Regions from separate parts of the Homo sapiens genome. Here region 2 is linked to region 1. The links are chromatin loops, found by intact Hi-C in ENCODE. Cell type or tissue: PC-9. All regions are shown on one strand. Each heading gives the region's core, and the rest is flanking DNA. Links, peaks and the distances in the headings are about the cores only.

The links. A loop is a pair of places that touch in the nucleus more often than their neighbours do. Peaks named below come from ENCODE experiments on the same cell type or tissue, not always from the same donor. Only the 100,000 strongest peaks of a DNase experiment are listed, where the experiment ranks them.
Region 2: a loop joins it to region 1, with 16 times the contacts of the local background. A loop is called at or near these places in 8 of 110 quality-filtered maps.

What each region holds. Positions count from the first base shown.
Region 1 is chr6:11,312,301-11,322,596 of GRCh38, reverse strand. It overlaps LOC105374925 (a long non-coding RNA gene), which reads right to left. Exons shown (of 6, transcript XR_001743967.2): 5 at 1,835-2,211. It also overlaps a transcript of NEDD9 not described here. Among named protein-coding and RNA genes, the nearest start is that of NEDD9, 85 kb to the right of the region's middle. RefSeq lists an enhancer at 4,135-4,354. In PC-9, for the core only: no CTCF peak of the experiment used is centred there; a DNase peak (open chromatin) is centred at 4,016; H3K4me3 peaks cover 489 bases; H3K27ac peaks cover 1,736 bases.
Region 2 is chr6:11,384,773-11,395,068 of GRCh38, reverse strand. LOC105374927 (a long non-coding RNA gene) reads left to right here and starts at 207. Exons shown (of 2, transcript XR_926477.3): 1 at 207-674; 2 at 2,011-3,194. RefSeq lists a silencer at 1-156. In PC-9, for the core only: no CTCF peak of the experiment used is centred there; a DNase peak (open chromatin) is centred at 4,908; H3K27ac peaks cover 2,500 bases.

The DNA.
Region 1 (10,296 bases), core at 2,718-5,217:
AGATTGAAAGCACTCAGGCTGATGCAGGGTTGAGAGGAGCTGGTTTCCTCCTTCCTCTCTCATCCTTGCAGGCTTAGCCACATGTCTGACAATGGCAATACCGTGTCCAAAACTCCACACCCACGAGATGCCCCTTGACCTCTCCTGCCTCTGTGTGTTTGGGCAGCCTGGGTGTGGGTTCCCCCAGCTCAGTCCTCAGGTGCCAGGACCAAAGCTCCCATCAGTGAACCTGACTAATTCACAAAGCATTTCTTTTTTTTTTTAAGTTCTGGGATACATGTGCAGAATGTGCAGGTTTGTTACACAGGTATACGTGTGCCATGGTGGTTTGCTGCACCTATCAACCCGTCATCTAGGTTTTAAGCCCCGCATGCATTAGATATTTGTCCTAATGCTCTCCCTTCCCTTGCCCCCGGCCCACCAACAGGCCCTGCTATGTGATGTTTCCCTCCCTGTGTTCACGTGTTCTTATTGTTCAGCTCCCACTTATGAGTGAGAACATGTGGTGTTTGGTTTTCTGTTCCTGGGTTAATTGGCTGAGGATGATGATTTCCAGCTTCATCCATGTCCCTGTAAAGGACATGAACTTGTTCATTTTTACGGCTACATAGTATTCCATGGCGTATATGTGCCACATTTTCTTTATCCAGTCTCTCGTTGATGGGCATCAATTCACAAAGCACTTGCATCAGCTTCATTTGATTATGGAAATTAGCCCACTAACATTGCATTTCTTTGTTCACAGATACTTTCTAAAATCCTTGGCCTTCGCTAGAGACTTTCCTGGAAGGTTTGTCTCCCCTGGCTAGATCATGAAAAACCTGGATCAGCCTTAAGTTGGATATCTGGTCACTTTTGCTTTTAAATAGTCTGGCAAAGCAAGAGGTACAACACATCCTGGTTTGATGTACTTTCCAGCAAAAAGTATTAGCAAAACAATAATAATATTCAGAGGGCTCAGTTCCCAGTAGAATTCAGCACATACTCCAGATCTCCTGAGGTTCAGGTCTAGTTGAAGGGAAAGGAATGACTGAGATGAGTTTGAGTTTCAGACTTGAGTTTCTCCCAGCTCCCTTGAGAGGCAAAGAAAATCTGCCGATAAACACGAAACAAAGCTCATTGTCCTGCTACTTGTTTGCAAGCAATTGTATGTCTGTCCTGCAGACCTCACTGGGCTCACGGCATTTTGAATAGCTTTCTGTGATGTAACGCACACAGGTTTTCACTCACACTATGCGCAGGGAATTCAGCTCTCGGAGTCATGACTACGTCATCCTTCACCTCTCAAACCATCGCTGCTGGTGGCCTTCGCTTTTATTTGTTAAGCTGTAGCTTCAGGAAAGAGCCAATTCCCTCCCTCCCTCCCTTCCTTCCTCCCTCCTTCCTTCTTTCCCTCCCTCCTTCCTTCTTTCCCTCCCTCCTTCCTTCTTTCCCTCCCTCCTTCCTTCTGTCCCTCCCTTCTTCCTTCCTTCCTTTCTTTGCCCCTCCATTTCCCTCCCTCTTTTTCTTTCATTCCCTATCTCCCTCCCTTCATTCTCTCTCTCTCTGTCATGGTTAACAACACATGCTTCAACAGGTTTTTTTTTTAACCTCTTAAGAGGTATATGGTTAAAAAGTCTCTTTGCTATTCCTGTCTTGTACCTAAGCCACCTACCCCCACCCCACCCCTGCCATACACACATTCATACACACAAGTAAACCATTGGTACTGATTTGATGTTTTTCCTTCCAAAGTGCTTTCAATATATATGAAAGCACATTTGAATAGATGTTGTCAGCCCCCAAATGACAGCCTGTAAAACACAGTGCTCTGCATCTTACACTTTTCACTCACCATTATATCTTAGAGATCTTTCCAAACGTAAAGACCTTGTACATTCTTTTTTATGGCATCATAGTACTCCAGTTGTATAGATTAGCATCATTTATGTAGCCAATCCTCTATTAACAAAAATTCAGGTTGCTTCCAATATGTTGCTGTCACCAACAATGTTGTAGCACGTAGCCCTGCACTATGTCTTCCTGCACATGTGCCAGTCTGTGTGCAGCATAAACTCCTGAGGATGGCATTTGAGGATGAGTGGCTGTATGCACCTGCAGTCTGGATAGATACGAACAAATCGCTTATCGTAGGCACCGTGTGGACCTCTCTTCCACCAATAGTGCAACGGGACCTGGCAGTCCCTATTGCAACAAGTTCCTGAGGCTTTCCTGGGATAAGAAAAAGGCGAGAGAGTATAGAAGGTTATTTAATTAGAAGACCAGGTTCCCCCTCTCACTTCCCAAGCCACAACCATCAAAATTCTCAAACCTGATTCTTTATGATACAACCCAAGAAAGATATATTTTTATTTTTAAAATCGTAACCTAATGAATTAGGATTTTTTTGACTGTGAGTAACAAAATACAGTTCAACTCAGCTTGGCAGTGGACTGGGGGAGAAAGAGCGGCAGGGCGTGGTCACTGTAAGAAGAAGGACACATCTCATGGTACAGTAGGCAGGAGTGCAGCCGTGCTCCCAGGAGGGACAGCATCCAGGAGCTGGGAGACCACAGGACAGCCAAGGATACAGGGCCTGTCACCCATTGCTGCTTCTATTTGGATCTTCTTTCTTGAAATATTTTTTTCCTCTCTTCTATTCAATCCTCACAACAGGTAAAGGTGGAAGCTCATAGTGACCAAATTCACAGTTGGAGACAGACTTTGTGTGCATGTGTGCATGTTAGTGTGTATGAGTGTGTGAGTGTGCATGAGTGCGTGAGTGTATTTGCTTGTTAGTGCAAGTGTGCACCAGTGTGTGAGTGTGCATGTTAGTGTGCGTGAGTGTGCATGTTAGTGTGCATGTTAGTGTGTGTGTGCATGTTAGTGTGTGAGTGTGCATGTTTGTGTGTGCATGTTTGTGTGAGTGTCCATGTTTGTGTATGTGTGCATGTTAGTGTGTGGCATGTGTGAGTGTGCATGTTAGTGTGTGTGTGTGTGAGTGTGAGTGTGCATGGTTAGTGTGTGCGTTAGTGTGAGTGCATATTAGTGTGTGTGTCCGCATGTTAGTGTGTGTCCGCATGTTAGTGTGAGTGTGCATGTTAGTGTGTGTGTGCATGAGTGTGTGATTATTTGCTTGTTAGTGTGAGTGTGTACCAGTGTGTGTGTACATGTTAGTGTGTGAGTGTGCATGTGTGACTGTATGTGAGGGTGCATGAGTGTGTGTGAGTGTGAGACTTGTGTGTATGTTAGTGTGCATGTGAGTGTGCATGTGAGTGTGTGGGTGTGTGAGAGTGTGAGTGCACAGGATGCTTTTCTGCTTTGATTCCCCATTCCCAGAAAAGGGCGTTGGCCCTGAACTTGGGGCCAGGCACCCAGCCTGGGCCAGGCAGCTGTGAACAGCAGAGCTTGGTCATGTTGTCCAAGCTGAAATGTGGGTCCCGCTGTTCTGAGTGGGCAGAAGAGCCAGGGGAATCTTTTCAAGCCGAGCAGATATTCCACATGGCATCTGCACAACCACAAATAAAGTTGTTTATCTTTGTCACTTTAATATTATAACAAAAGCATTATAAAAACAAGGCAGAAACATAATGAACTCTAAGGCCCAATAAATCTCTTGGTTAAATGGCCCTCGTGGTTTCTGAAGTTATCCCAGAATGGGATAATGGCAGAAATGAATTAGGTATAAACTGGACAAATTCTCACCTCTCCTGTTGTTTCTTTTCAGCCAATAGTTTCCTAAAAACTGGGTTATCAGAGACGCTCTTTTAGAGTAAAACAATTTTTTTTTTTTACATTTTTAAAAACAGAGCTTCTCTCCAATGAATGTCCAGAAAGACCATACATTTCAGGGCTGGCCTACAGGACATATTTCAAAGTGATGTGTAATGTCATTTTAGAAGAGTGAGCTGTTTTCTGTTGTTTTTTTTTAACTTAAAGACAAAATGGCCAGGGAAAAAGCTGCCAAGTCTCTGAGTAATCTTATTGAGGGTTCAGCTTTCTAAGTATGACCTTATGCTAGCAACAGCCCCTGAGTAACAAGAAAACAAGCCAAGCTAGGAAGCCTTGTTTCTATGAGACGAAATGGTAAGACAGCAAAGTCTGAAGGTGAATTCTAATTATGTAACATGAGTGAGTCATCAACGCCGTCAGCGATCACAGACAATGATGCAGTGACCCGCCGTCTCCCCACACTTGCAAAGCACAGAGGCTGTGTTTCTCATCCCCCGCTCCACACCTTCCTCTCACCCCTCCTTCCTTCCTTCTTTTCTATTTTTCTCTTTTCTTTTCCATTTTGTGCTGCATTACTCAGGGTTCTCAGAACCAATAAGATACACATATATATTTAGAAAGTGATTTCTTGTAAGAACTTGGCTCATGTGATCATGGAGGCAGGCAGGTCCCAAGATCTGCAGAATGAGTTGGCAAACTGGGGACCCAAGAGAGCTGATGGTGTGGTTCCTGTCTGCGTCTGAGGCTCTGGAACCCAGGAGAGCGGATCACATAGCTCTAGCACAAAGGCCAGCAGGTTTGAGACCCAGGAAGATCTGATATCTCCATTTAAGTCCAAAGGTGAGAAAAAGCCAATGTTCTAGTTCAAAGACGACCAAGCAGGAGGATTTCTCTCTTGCTCAGGGGAAGGTCCACCTTTTTGTTCTATTCAGGCCTTCAACTGATTGAACAAGGCCCACCTGCATCGGGAGGGCCACCTGCTTTACTCAATTTACTGATTTACACGTTAATCTCATTTCAAAACACCCTCAGAACACCCAGAATAATGTTTGCCCAAATGTCTGGACATCCTGTGGCCTAGTCAGGTGGACGCATAGAATTAACTATCACGTGTGCCTTCCTGTTCTCGGGTGCACTGGCCACGCATGCTGTCACCCATTTCCCGTTTATCATCTTTTCTTTACAGCCAAGTTTCTAGAAAGAGAAGTCTAGACTGTCTGCAGTTTCTCATCTCTCATTCACAAGTCAACCCAGCGGCAGTTGGCGCCTGTCCCCATCATTTTCTTGAAACTGATCTCAAGAATCTGCATAATCTAATTGTCAAGTTCTTTCCTCTGTTCTTTGTGTAATAACGCACCATCCTGAATCTCTCCTTCAGGCCTCTCTTCTCTGTGCGGCCCTCTAGGAGTGATAGTCCCCAGGATCCTACCATCTTCCTATCTATCTTTTTTTTTTTTAATTTATTTTTTTGAGACGGAGCCTCACCCTATAGCCCAGGCTGGAGTACTCACTGCTACCTCCACCTCCCAGTTTCAAGCAATTCTCCTTCCTCAGCCTCCCGAGTAGCTGGGATCACAGGCCCGCACCCCCATACCCAGCTAATTTTTGTATTTTTAGTAGAGACGGGGTTTCACCATGTTGGCCAGGCTGGTCTCAAACTCCTGACCTGAGGTGATCTGCCCGCCTCGGCCTCTCAGAGTGCTGGGATTACAAGTGTGAGTCACCGTGCCTGGCCCCCTATCTCATTTAACAAGCTCTGTCTGGCAGATGTTATAAGCTCTCTTGCTTTAACTGCCAGCTCTAGGCTCATGACTATAAAATCTCTGTCTTCAACATTCTCTCTCTCTGAATCTCAGACTTGGGATATATAACTGCTTACAGATTCTCTCCCCATTGGATAGTCTCCACATGAAACTGGAACTTAACATGCCGCATTCAAATTCACCATTTCCCCCGTAGACTTAATTCTTAATTTCTTCTTTCTCAGAATGATACTAGCATCCATGCAGTCTCCAGAGGTTTTATCCAGGAGACATTTATTACCAACGGCTCCGTCTCCCACCTTGTAATTCAAATCAGTTACTATGCTCTTTCGGTTCTCCTTGCTAAATATCCATTTCCTCTCCTCTTCACTGTCCCTGTCTCCAGCTTAATCCGAACCTTCCTTATAATTCTCAACTGGAGTATAGCTTTATAATGGATTTCTCTCCACCTCCATTTCAACTGCCCCTTCAATGAATTAGTGACTATTTTCAGTGTGATTCTTATGCAAGAAAATGTGATCGAGTTAATTCCCACTGAAAGCATTTCCAAGCCTACCCCATTGCCTTTAGGATACAATATGAAGACAATTGCAACAGTCCAGGAGAGAGACTGTGAGCTAAGACAGAGGCAACTGAGATGGAGACACAGGACAGAATGAAGGGAGCTGGGAGATCCTACAAGCTAGAAATGCCAAGACCCCATTACCCATGAGACGATCAGACGTGGGAGTGAGAGTAAAGGGAGATGAAGGAAATCCTCTCCATCCTGACTTTGATGATAAAGTGAGTCATAGTCTTGTTCTCTGAGCTGGGGAACTCTAGATCCTGACTTTCCTCAAAGCAAACAGCAAGTGAACTTACTTGGGTGGGGCACCCTGTCTGGGGAAGCAAAGCCTTCAGGAAACTCAAAGGTCTGCGTAGAGATGAATCAGAGACTCAATAACGAAGAAATAAAAATTAATACCAGATGGGTGAAGGAGGCAGTTGAAAGTCCTTGTAAATAGTCAGCATCCAAGAGTGCTGCAGAAGTGGAAGGTGCCACAAACAATGCTCTTCTGCCAGGAGATTCCTAAAAATCTGCTGGCAAAGACCAGAGAAAGAATCAGAGCCACGTGCCCAGCAAGACATTACCTAAGCTCAAAAGGGTTTAAAGGACTTATAACCCTGCCTTTTACCCTCAATTATTTCATGATCACCACCATGCCCTTTTTCCTGGTCAGGTGGTTGGCAGTAGTTTGGAATACCTTGCTGTTTGTAGAACATGTTAAAGCATGAATTATTTGTTGCTATGCCTTCTGGGTGCATATTTGGATGCCCTAACAGATGAACTAATAGCTCTTTTCATCTCACTCTCTTTATTGAGTCTTGCCCATTTACAACAAAGGAGAGACTTGTTTTGTAGATCTTTAAAACACACCTGAGGATTTTGAATTCATTTATAAGCCAATCCCCTCCAGTGATCATTCAGTAAGAACCAAAGTCATTTGCAAAGCTATACACCAACAACATTTAAACTGGTTAAATTGAGCCAAACCACCCAATTTGGCTGTTCAGCCAAATTCAAGTATGTCCAATGCATTGGGATATTAAATCCCCAACAAATTCTTCTTTGGCATGGCCTGACAAGATCACTGGTATTTATTGGTTGCTTTTATACAAATGGAAAGAAATATATCATAACCAAAAAGTTTTCACAGGCAACCTCATTAGAATCTTGCATGGGACCCAAGAGTGGGCTGAAGAACACAGTCTTTCCTGCCAAAGAGCAGCCTTTTGCTCTGCAAGCAGGTGGCTGATGGGCTGTTTTATGAAGGGTTTAATGATCTCTGTCTGCCTTAGTTACCTACCAAAATAAACTGTGTGAATCCCAACGTGGTAGAAGGACTCCCTCATTAACTGTCAAGCAAAATCTTGGTAGGGCTCCACAGCCTGAGGAAATAAAGTTGCTAAGGAAGACAAGTCAGTGATTCTGTAGTTTCTACAGACCTCTGCTTCAGATACTGTTAGCAGCCCAGGAAGTAGTTCTGTTGGCTGCATTGATCCTGGGCCCAGAATTACCCTAAGGCAGAACCATCAGGGAGACAGAGCTAGATCAGTCTCCATTCCCCTAGGACACTACTCATTTGGCGACAAGCTAACCAGAGAGCTTCACTCAATTTATAATATTCATAACTGATAAAGGCCTTTTCTGGTATCCCACTAATTATATATCCAGGTTATAACCTAAATAAGATACAAAACTGAGGATGCATTTTTGTCTGATCTCTTTATTTGATGCCTGAGGAAACTGAGACTCAGGAATGGCTGAACTGCCTGAAGTTGCACACCTGAGAGTCGAGCCCAGGTCTCCTGACTTGCAGGCCACAGTTCTTCCTGCTGTGAATACCATCATGTGCTGCCAGCTGCACATGGTTGAATGGGAGTTACAGAAGTTTGGAAAACCTGGGTCAGATATCAGACTAGAGAAACATCCAAAGAGAGATAAGAAAAAACATAGACTGGATGGTCCACAAGCCTCAGTGTAGGAAATGAAGTGGATTAGCCAGGAAATCAGGAACCTAGGCTGTTTTGAGGGGGCATAAAAGCTGCCTTGCTCAATCATGCTTATTTCAATCTATAGAGAGAAACACCCTACAGGCAGAAGACCTGCCATTTTTACCCATGCTTGGTCCAAGAGTACGCCTTCCTTCATCCATATTTCTAGCTTTCTCCCCACCCACTCCTTTCTTTGGAAGGAAGTTATTTTCCTTTCCTATCACTGAAAATTCTAACAGAGCCCCACTGAGAGTCTTCTTCATCCTACGTCCTCATTTAAAGCCAAATTTTACTGAGCACTTACTATGCACCAGGTGCTGAGCTGGGGTAACAAAGATGGAGCAGCCACAGTTATAATCCACAAGGATCTCCTCATCCAAAGGTCCTGTTTATGTAGAGTGCTTGCTTGCACCATGTGGACAGTGAGCATACTTCTAAACCCCAAATCTCAACATATGGTCCAAGAAAAGCCTGCTTTTCTAATTTGCGAATGTTTTATAAGGGTGTCTTTAAAAGGCTTACAAATTGAATTGTGTTAGTAAGTCCTATAACAAGTTCCTTTACTAGAAAAAAATAAATTTTATTAAATCAGGATTTTTGAGAAAAATCTGTGCTGTGTGTTCTCCAAATCCATATGTTTTAACTTGTAAAACCTCCCTATAATCACAGTCTATTGCAGTTGGGAAGGATCTGAAATGTCACCTAATCCAGAAGATGTAAATTTTTTATTTTTTAACAATGAAACAATTTTTAAAAACAAATATTACCGTGACTTCCAAAATAATAAAAGAATTAAAATTGGCACCTTTCTCCTAAAAAATGAGCTTGTTTACTCTTCCCGTCGCAAATGAGGAAACTGAGATCCAAAGAGAGTGAGAGGTCAAAGGTCTCAAAGAAAGTTACTTGCAGAGTGAGGGTAGGAACATAGGATCCTTTCCTATTCTCTTTCCACCCATCCATCCATCCACTCATCCATCCATCCATCCTTCCATTCACCCACCCACCCATCCATCTATTCATCTATCCACCCATCTATCCATCCATCCACCCATTCACCTATCCATCCACCCATCCATCTATTCATTCATCTGCCATCCATCCATCTATCTACCCACTCATATATCCATCCATCCATCATTCCATTCATCCACCCACCCACCCATCCATCTATTCATCTATCCATCCATCCACCCCTTCACCTATCCATCCACCCATCCACCATCCATCTACTCAGCCATCCATCCACTATCTATCCACCCATCCATCCGTTCATTAATCCACCCATCCATTCAACAATCCACCCAATTTTCTATTCATCCATCCATCCATCCACCCACCATCTATCTATTCATTTATCCATCCATCCATCCATCATATATCTACCCATTGATCCATCCACCCATCTAGATATTCATCTATCTACCCATCCACCAACCATCCATCTATTCATCCATCCATTCATCTACCCATCCATTCATCTACCCATCCATCTATCTACCCACTAATCCATCTATCCATCCATCCACTTCACAAACCTTCAATAAGTCCTAGGGGTCCTGCACTTGAAAAACAGGTAGACAGAGGCCAGACCATGCATGGCCTTATGAGTCACCTTAAGAATTTTGGACATTGTCTTAAGAACAATAAGAAAGACATTGCAGTACTTTTTGTTTTGCTTGGGTTTAGGGATTTTCTTTTAAAAACATTTTATTGTAGAATGTTTCAAAAGTAGAAAGAGTAGTATCAATTACCTAGCTTCAATAATTCTCAGCACATGGAAAACCTTGTTTTACGTCTCCCCACTTTCCCCACCCCACTGGGTTATTGGCCTGCAAATACTCAGTATGAATCTTCAAAAGACAAAGACTCTTTAAAAATATATATATATATATATAATATATATAATATAAAATTATAATACCATTATCAAACTTAAAACATTTCCATAGTAATTCCATAATATTAAAATTTCATTAGCTGACTAAAAAGTTTAGAGATTGGGAACTCACATGACACAGTTGACATTTTAGAGACATCAGCTCTGGCTACAGCATGAAGAAAGGGTTATAGAGAGATGAGCCAAGTCTCAAGGGCCAATGCAGTAATCCAGATGAGAATGGAAGTGGCCTGAACATGACAGCAGTAGGGACAGAGAGGAATGGAGAGGTACAAGAGCACTGCAGGAGGCATCGTCGAGAGGACATCTTGAAAGCCATGGGGAAGATAGACAATGGAAACCATTAGGATGAGGCCATGGGGAAGATGGACAATGGAAACCATTAGGATG
Region 2 (10,296 bases), core at 3,842-6,341, 71 kb before region 1:
ATTTGTCCTAATGCTCTCCCTCCCCTTGCCCCCCCACCCACCGAGAGGCCCTGGTGTGTGTTGTTCCCCTCCTTGTGTCCATGTGTTCTCATTGTTCAACTCCCACTTATGAGCGAGAACATGTGGTGTTTGGTTTTCTGTTCCTGTGTTAGTTTGCTGAGAATGATGACTTCCAGCTTCATCCATGTCCCTGCAAAGGACATGAACTCATTCCTTTTTATGGCTGCAGACTGAGCCTTTTCTTAACCCCAGGAGGTAAAATGTGACGGTCCTAAACCATTTAGGACCATTTCATTTGCTTTGTTGTTGACTGGCTTAGGAACAGGCTTGGGATGCAATTCTGCCTCTAAGACTTGTGGATATGTCTGCTGGAGAGTGAGCCTTGGAGGAAGAGTTTTTCTAGGAAAGGAATCATCTCTCAAAAAGAAGCATAGAGATCCGAAGAGCAGTGAGCCTTTCTTTTGGGTTTTTTAATTTATTTTCATTTAGATGTGGTTGGGAATGCACCGCCTAGAGCTATTGCAGACAGTTTGCAATCATGAGGGAACCAAGAACTTCAGACCAAAGCTGATATGAAGACTTCTATGGAACTGTTGAATTAACCAATGCTGGACCCACCCTACCCCCTGGATTCTTGCTTGATGAGGCAGCAAATATCTATTGTTCAACCCAGTGTAAGTTGTATTTTTACATTATTTGGAGCAAAAATATCCAATCTGTGTAGTCTCCCAGACCATGTCTGTTTTTACTCACCAGTTTATTCCAGCTCTGAACAGAGTGCTTATTGCTCAAAAAATATGTTTTGATGGGCAGCAGGAAGACTGTTATTTAAAAAAAGTAAAAATGAATGAATTTGGTTAATTATTATAAAGTGTAGGAGGCTGAGGACACAATCATTTTTAGAGAATCTTCTCTAAAAGTGCAACAGGAAGAGAAAATGTAGCATACCACAAAGACAAGTTCCTCCCAGTGCTCTGCCGGCATAGTGCCACTGAGGGCATTATGTGCTATGACCCCTATGGATCAGATGGCCGTTCACTCCCATGTAATTAATTAAAATTGAAATCAGCTTTTGTCCCCGATTACTGAGGCTCAAACTAAAAACAGCCCAGAATGTATTCTCAGTCAGGAGGTGGCTGTGTTGGAGATTTGTGTTGGCATCTCTGAGCTGTGACCACAGCACACATTTTTGTGGGAAATATCGGATGACACTTTTCCAGCAGCATTCTTCCATTAGGAAGGTTGGTGGGGGTGGTGGCAGGGCTCAATGGATCCAAGAGACCTTTTCTTCTTCTGAAACTCGTTTAGACTCGTTCTTCCCCAGTTAATGAGGCCATTTTGTGCCCCTTTCAGAGCTAATGTAGCTGGAGAAACCAAAGGGTGCGAAATTTAGAAACATCAGAGTCCCCTTCCCAAAGCCTCATTTTGCAAGGCCCTATGTGGTTTGTGGGAGCAACTTGAGGTCCTGGTTACTGATAAAAATTATATAATTTTAGAACTTTTCATAAGCCAATGTGGCCTCCTTGTTAAAGAACAGCAATTAGAGCCTTGAAGTACTGAATGCAATTACCTAAACTGTTTTCCAAATGCCCATATTCAGTCTTGGTTCTCGGGACTGATGTCTTCCTCCCCTTTGGCCCCTTCTCACGCTCATTCATTCAGCTACATCATTCTAGCTGTGGTACCCCGATATGGCTCAGCTTCAGTATATGCAGGGGTGAGCCAGGAAGAAAATTCCAGTCCAGGATTCGGAGAAAAGTCTCTCTGTGCCTACCCTGCCCGTGGTGCTATGCTGAGGGAGGTGACCATGAGTGATTTCGTACGTGCAGATTGTCACGTTTGACCCTATGATCCTGGCTGATGAAACCAGGAAATGGCAGTTGTCTTTGAAGACAGCCATCAGCAAACTGGCTGGCAGCCAGGGAGATAACACAGTGGGAATCTCTACACGATAAGGGTTGCCTAGTGCCCTGCAGTGAACAATGAACTATATCAGATATTTTCTTTTAGGGAACTTGAAAATGACACAGAGAGAAATGCAAGTGGCAATAGGATCCAGAAACCGAGAGACTCATGGAAAGGAGGCAGCCGGTGGAAGCAGGAGACAGCAGAAGCCAAGCCAAACAGCAAAAGAAGGAAATTGAAAGGAGCCAGAAGGGGTCATCTGAGAGATGTCAAGAGTGGCAGCAGAAACAGACAGGCACCTCCTGTGCCAATGCCTGCTTTTGAGAGATCAAGATCATGGTATCTGTAGACTGAGAACAAAGTGTGAGACTCAGAACTAAGTCCATTCAAGCTCTGCATTTCTTTGTTATGTCCCTTTCATCAGTAATTTCCATTAGTTCCTTACATCTCTTTCATCATGAATTTCCACCAGAGAATCTAATTGCATCAGACTCGCTGAAAAAGTTTAACTAATAGATCCAATATTTACCAGCCTGTGATCTTGGGTAAGTCACGTATCCTGCACGAACATGAGTTGTTTCATCTCTATGTGTGATAGGCAAAATAATAGCCCTAAACATGTCCACATCCTAATTCTCAGAATTTGAGACTATGTTACCTTACATGGCAAAAGGGATTTTGCAGATATGATTAAGTTACAACATTGAGATAGGGTCCTATGTTATACATGTGGGCCCAGTCTAATCATATGGGTTCTTAAAATCAGGGAGAGATTTTCCCAGCTGTGGTCAAGGAGAGATGTGATGAGGGAAGAATGGTCAGAGAGATGCTGCACTACTGGCTTTCAAGATAGAGGAAGGGGCCGTGAACCAAGGAATGTGGATGGCCTCTAGAAGCTGGAAAAAGGCAAGGAAGCAGATTCTTCCCAACCTAAAGAGGAGGAACACAGCCTGCCAAACACCCCAGCTTTAGCCCTGTTAAACCTGTGTTAAACTTTTAACCTATAGAACTGTAATATAACAGATTTGTGTTGTTTTAAGCTGTTAAGTTTGCAGTAACTTGTTACAGCAGCAATAGAAAACTAATACATTCTGATGGCTAACACTACATATGCATGGGAAAATGTCTAAAAGAATGTATTCTCCAATGTAACATTGGTTTTGTCATCTTTTCAAATTATTTCTTTTTTCTGGTTTCAATAACGACTGTGTGTTATTTGTGTAATAAAGAAATGATGGAAATGTTAAAGAATAAGTAATATGTACTAAATAAAGTTAGATGACCTCTAAGGCTCCACCTAACTGTGGCATTATCTGAGCAATCCAGCTGGTGGCTTAATTGCCAATCCATATCCTGTTTCTTCTTGGATGCCATAGACAGGTCTTAACTCCTCCACAAAGGAACCAGAAAGAGCAATTTCAAATCACTCCTGGTGTCTTTATTTTCCATATCTCAGATACAAATATGTATTCACCCGTATATGATATCAGTGTGTTTCTACATTTTTATGTGTCCTTTTATTTATTTTTTTTACAAATTATAATCAGATATAATTATAGGGTGCACAGTGATGTTATGGTGTATGTATACAACGAGGAATGTTGGAATCAAGCTAATTAACATATCCATCCCCTTAAATACTTATCATTTATTCCTCTTGTCTAACTTTCTACCCCTTTACCACCACCTCCCCATTCCCTGACCTCCAGCCTCTGGTATTTTTACATTATTTGGAGCAAAAATCATTTTACCATCATTTTGCTCTCTATTAGTTAAATTATTCTAGATTCCACATATGAGTGAGAGCAGGCAGTATTTGTCTTTCTGTGCCTGGCTTATTTCACTTAGCATAATGTCTTCCATATCCATCCCTGTTGTTGCAAATTATAGGATTTCTTTCTTTTTAAGGCTAAATTGTATTCCATTGTGTGTATATACCACATTTTCTTTATCCATTCGTTCACTGATGGACACAGGAAAATTTCCTATTTTAGCTATTATAAACAGTGCTGCAGTAAACATGGGAGTACAGATATCTCTTCAACATAATTTCAAGTCCTTAGGATATATATATCCCGAAGTGGAACTGCGGCATCTATATGGAATTTTTAAAAGATTTCATTGGCCGGGCGTGATGGCTCAAGCCTGTAGTCCCAGCACTTTGGGAAGCCAAGCCGGGTGGATCACGAGGTCAGGAGTTCAAGACCATCCTGGCTAATATGGTGAAACCCCATCTCTACTAAAAAATACAAAAAAATTAGCCGGGCATGGTGGCTTGCACCTGTAATCCCAGCTACTCGGGAGTCTGAGGCAGGAGAATCACTTGAACTGGGAGGCGGAGGTTGCAGTGAGCAGAGATCATGCCACTGCACTCCAGCCTGGCAACAGAGCAAGATTCTGCAAGATTCTGTCTCAAAAAAAAAAAAAAGAAAGAAAAAAAAAAAAAGAAAAGATTTCATTGGTTGGTAAGTAATGATACATAATACATACATATTTGGTAAATAACAAATACAACAAATATGTGTTGTCGTGTAGTCTTGAGGTCATTCAGATGATGTATGTTTTGTAAAGTCTTCGTGGGTTCTGGTATGGTGCATTATGACAGATCTCAAAATTGTGTTGCTAGAGCTCAAGATTAAAAAGGACATTTTAGAGAGTTTGTGGCCAAAACAAGGCTTGCCTATCATTACAGTCTCCCAGCAGTCTCATCTAAAGTCTAAAAAAGCTCATTCACAATCCACTCAGTGTCAACAGGTGAGGGCTACTAGCTGATACTAGAGTTATCAATACCGATGATAGGCACAGCAAATGGAACCGTGCAGCTCATTAGAAGATACTTACGAACCACTTAAACTTAAGAACTTGGCTTTAGTGAGTTAAAAATGCAGAGTATGCCCTGCAAAACCAGTTTCCACTTGAGCAAGAATTTGTTAGTTCTTATCACAGCCAACCATCTTCCGGAATTTGAATGGCCCTAAACCTAATTTGGCGTTTTGGACAGGACAATAGGTACTTGCGTGACATGGTTGGGGAATAACGCACAGCTGTTTCCCATTTAGGTCACTTTGATCTATGACTGAGCCAAATACCTGGGCCTGTCCCCAGCCAAACTACACCCCAGAGGAATGAAGGAAATAGAGCAGAATTTTAGGAGCAGGGATCTCAGTACTTTTTTAATCAAGTTTTTATTCATCAAATATTTGTTGGATGCTGTAGAAGTGTTCTCAAACATTCATGTCCGTAAGATTTGCCTAGGACAGTCCCACGACCAAGACAAACAGAATTTGCAGTTGAGTCACAGAGCCTGGGAATCTACATTTAACCAGCCTCATAGGTGATTCTGATAAGAGACCTCCATGGACTACTTTGTAAAATGTTTAGTTTGGTCTCCAGAATGAATAAACAACAGTTCCCTGCCCTCTGGAGCCTCAAAGTCCAGGGAATGGAGATACACTATTGTGACATTATGTGATTAATAGAGGGCCTGGTGACAGTGAAGGAGGAAAGGAAGACTCTGTCCAGGGGATACCAAGGGGTTGCCAGAAAGACAAGGAGAAAGGGCATTCTAGGCAGGGGAACAGCCTTTACATGCCATAACCATGAGAAATTATGGAATAGGAGGGGACCGAGAGCAGCCTCAATGTTTAATAAATTAGCAGACTCAGGTATTTCTTTATAGCAACACAAATGGACTGAGACAAATGGAAGTATGGGACGAGAAGGCTGGCCCCTGGTTTAAATGGGATGAACTTATCCAGAGAAAGCAGGAGCATGAACATGTGTGGGGCCCAAGGGTGAATCACAGTTTGATGTGATGGGAAGGTGAAGGGCACTGCAGAGGTGGACAAGGCAGGAGAGAATGTAAAGAGAAGAGTGGACTGCCATTCACCAGCACAGTCATTTCAATTCTATTTTGTAGGCAACAGGAAGTTGGCAAAAGTCTTTAAGCAGAAAGTGAACATGAGAAGATATGAAGTTTGTCTATGGAAGTATCTAATATTTTGAAGATGTTCATTCAATTAATATCTCCTGAGGACCTGGTGTATTGGCCCATTCAGGCTGCTATACCAAATAACTAGGACTGAGTAACTTACAAACAACAGAAAGTGATTGCTCCCAGTAGTGGAGGCTGGAAGTCTAAGATCAAGGCGCCAGCAGATTCAGTGTCTGCTGAGGTCCCTCTTCCTCATAGATAGTGCCTTCCAGCTGGGTCTGCATGTGGTGAGAGGAGCAAAAGACTCCTTCAGGCCTCTTTTATAAGGGGACTAATTCCATTCATCAGGACACTGTCCTCATCTCCTAATCACCTCTCAAATGCCCCACTTCCTAATAATAACACCTTAAGAATTAGGTTCCAACATATGAATTTTGGGGGGGACACAAAAATCTGAACCATAGCACCTACCGTGTTCCTAACAGTGTTCTATAGAGGCTAGAAGAGGACCTCACAGCTAGGAATTGTTGTAACAGTCTGAGCAATTAACGTCTAAACTAAGAAAGTGGCAAGGGACACACAGAGAGGGAACTGAATGCGTCAACAAGATTGGATTTGAGATTTAATTTAAAAAGACAACAACACAGAATATGGTGACTGGTTGGATTGAAGATGCAGTGGGGAAAAGATCTGCAGTGTTTTGGGGCAGAGGGACTGAGAATACGGTAATGACATGGGTAATGACTGGGAGAACAGACAGGCAAAAGACAATAGTTTGGATGTTTGTCCCTCCAAATCTCATGCTGAAATTTAACCCCCAATGTTGAAAGTGGGGCTGGATTGAAGGTGTTTGGGTCATGGGTGCAGACCCTTCATTAGTGCAGATTAGATTAGTGTCTTCCCTTGACAGGGTGGTGAGTGGGTTTTTAATCTATTAGTTCCCACAAGAGCTGGTTGTTAAAAAGAGCCTGGCACTTCCGCCCTTTCTTGCTTCCTCTCTCATCACCTGATCTCTGCACATGCAAGCTTCCCTTCCTCTTCCAACATGACTGGAAGCTCCCTGAGGCCCTCCTGTCCCTCCCCCAAGCAATGGCACCATGCGACTTGTACAGCCCAGCAGAACAATGAGCCAAATAAAGCTCTTTTCTTTATAAATGACCAGCCTCAAGTATTCCTTTATTGCAATGCAAATGAACTAGGACAAATGGAAGTGTGGGAAGAGAAGGTCCCTCTTTTAAATGGGATGAACCTACCCATACAGAAAGCAGAAGAGTGAAAATGTGTGATGCCCAAGGGTGAATCACCGTAGCAGTAAGTGGTGGAGTGTACTGAACCAGAAAGAGGGGAACCAAGGCAAGAGGTGTCCTCCAAAGAAGTAGAGAGGGGTCTGAGAGGAAAGAATTGCTCAACCACTTCCAATGCAGCAGAGAAAAAGACTTTGTAGTGTCTACCGGTTTATCATCCAGGTTCCTGAGGGTGACCTTAGCAAAGATGATTTCAGCGGAGAGCTGGAGGCATGGACCAGATGTCAGGATGGAAGGAATGCAGTGAGGAAGGAAGGAATGGAAAGTGTGGAAGTGGAGGTATGAAGTGTAGACAAATTTCTTAGGAAAACTGAGTATGAAAGAAAGAAGAGAGGCCGGGCGCGGTGGCTCACGCCTGTAATCCCAGCACTTTGGGAGGCCAAGGTGGGCGGATCACCTGAGGTCGGGAGTTCGAGACCAGCCTGACCAACATGGAGAAACCCCGTCTCTACTAAAAAATACAAAAAATTAGCCGGGCATGGTGGCGCATGCCTGTAATCCCAGCTTCTTGGGAGGCTGAGGCAGGAGAATCACTTGAACCCGGGAGGCGGAGGTTGCGGTGAGCCGAGATCGCGCCATTGCACTCCAGCCTGGGCGACAAGAACAAAACTCTGTCTCAAAAAAAAAGAAAGAAAGAAAGAAGAGAAAGAGGCAAAGAAGAAGATGGAACCAAGGAACTGAGTTAGGACTGCCAGGAAAATATGGACATAGGTGTTTGTTTATAAGAAAAGTTGTGGTGAAAATAGAGGAAGGGTAAGTTGGATTTCCAGTTTAAATTTCTATTGTCTTAGAGAAAAAATCATTGTATAAAAACTAAAGGGAACAAACAGGGAGTGCTGCAGTTTTAACTACTAGGGATCAGTAAAAAATATTTCTCAATTTAGAAAGTAGTTAACCCACAGTATGGCACTGTGAAATGGAGGCTGCTATGAGAGTCAGGATAAGGGAAACGCCCAAGGAAGGAGAGAGGTAAACAGTCAGTCATTGTAGAGAAAAAAGTGGATGTAAATAATCCCAGCACTTGGCATCCCTCCCCGTGTCTGGGGTCATTGTCAGGGGCAGCTTATGTATATATCAGGGGAGGGTTGTGATTTGACTTTTTAGCTAGGTGATTGTGAAGGCAAAAAGGAACAATCCCAAAAATCACTTTATCAAATGGCAAATAGATCTTTAGTATTTGATCCAGGAATCTCTACCCAGAGGTAAATCAGCTGGATGTGAATCCACATTTCTATGTATTTAGAAAACAAATGGACAAGATTCAGATAAACTGAGGAGCCTCACCTGTTCAACCATCTAAAGCAGCAATGCAGTTTTGTTTTTTACATTCTCGTGAATAAGATGTTGTTTCCAAGTTGCTGTTTCATGTGAAACCAGAACGGCAGTTTATACAGTTCCCTCAGAAACCGAGGATAGTACAGTATGATGGTTTCAGTATCAGGTTCTGTTTGTGTGCACATGCATGCTCAAGGGCAAGGGTAGTACACATGTGCACAACTGCAAATTGGCAGTGGTGACATATATTTATATGAATGCCTGAAAATGTCTTAGTAGAATGTACCTCAAACCGATAGCAAAGGTTCTCTGTGGGCAAAGCAAGAGAGAAAATTAAAACTAGGGCTGATGGGCAAAGACACTTTGGAGAACCTCATCTGCAATGTTAGTTCTTTACAAGATAAATTTATTACTTGTAGATTTTAAAATTTTATTTTAAAGTTATAGAGAAATTAGCACTAATTAAGTTTTACCAAGTATTTTTTGAGAAGTCAAAGATGGTTATTATGTAGTGGAAGGGTAGGCAAACAGGGTGTAAACCATGGAGAAATACGTGTTTGCAAGATGCCTAAATGCAATGAATGCTTCCAATAAGTCAGAATCTTTACAATTTGGCATCACTTCTGTCTTTAAAAGTGTTCAGTCTTTCTTCCTTTTGCTCTTCCAGGTGCCCGTGTTTTCTCAAACAGCTGTTCTATGACTAGAAGAATGGTTTCATCTTTGCCAATGTTGTTTGCCTCCTGCTAATATAAATTTAAAATGATAGCTCTTACTATCATTATTAATTGGGTGGTGATGCTTGAAGCTGTAATTCAAAGGACTGAAGAATGGACAGAGAATGGGGAACAGTATGGAAGAAATGGTGAAACTGCAGGGATCTTGAGGCATCCTGAAAGAGTTCCCATCATGAGACCTTACCCCAGGCATAACAGGAGGCAACAGCTAGGCTTAGAGCTTTTAGAACATGAGAAAGGTCTAGAAGGGATACCACAGGGGACCTGACAGACAGCAGGAGATGAGAAGGAAAATTCTTGAGCAGCAGAAGGGCCTCAGTTAAGATTATTGGGGAGAATTTGCAAGGAAACAAGTTGCCTTATTAACTTTCCCCAGTAAGTCTGGATAGCTCTGGTGCATGACATGGGTGGAAAATGGAAGAACAAGAGCAAGGAAATCTACATTATACACATTGCTGAAATAGGTCATGGAGTTCTGGCAATGTAGGAGGGCTAGAGAGCCCAGGACTTGGCTGAGGGACTGGGAGAATAGACAGGCAAAAGACAAAGGTGTCCTGTTAGGGGAGAGAGAAAAGGAGGTTTATAAGGGCAAGAGAGCAGAAGAGGAAGGTGAATAAGGCTCATTCTTCCATGCCTTCCAGACTATCATCTCTCTTAGGGGAGAAACTGATTCTCATTTCTTTTTTATTTATTTTAGCCCATGTTAAATAATGCTTTTAAGATCATGAATTAACTAATGAACAGAAACAGCTATCTTGCTGGCTTATCTCCCACTGAGCTACAGGTTTCTGGAGGGTGTCCTGTGGAGCGAGGTATCGAGAATGCCCAGGAAAGCTCAGGAGACTTCGCAGGTATGCGATAGTTAATGAATGGGAAAAAATGAACGGGATCTTTTTGAGCTCTGATTTCCTCATCTAAAAATGAAAACCACAAGACAAACTCCCATTCCCAAGAAGGGAGGAGGCATCCATTATAATTCTAGACAACTTTGTTCTTAAAATTTGCCAGACCAGCCCTTGAGCATTTTCATTTAAATTCCTCAGTGGGCAGTTGATTCCCCATGGCTCATACTGTCTTCCATCGTGGAGGGGAATGAGTCAAGCAAATGGAATCATAAATAGACACATGTGCATGCGTGCACACA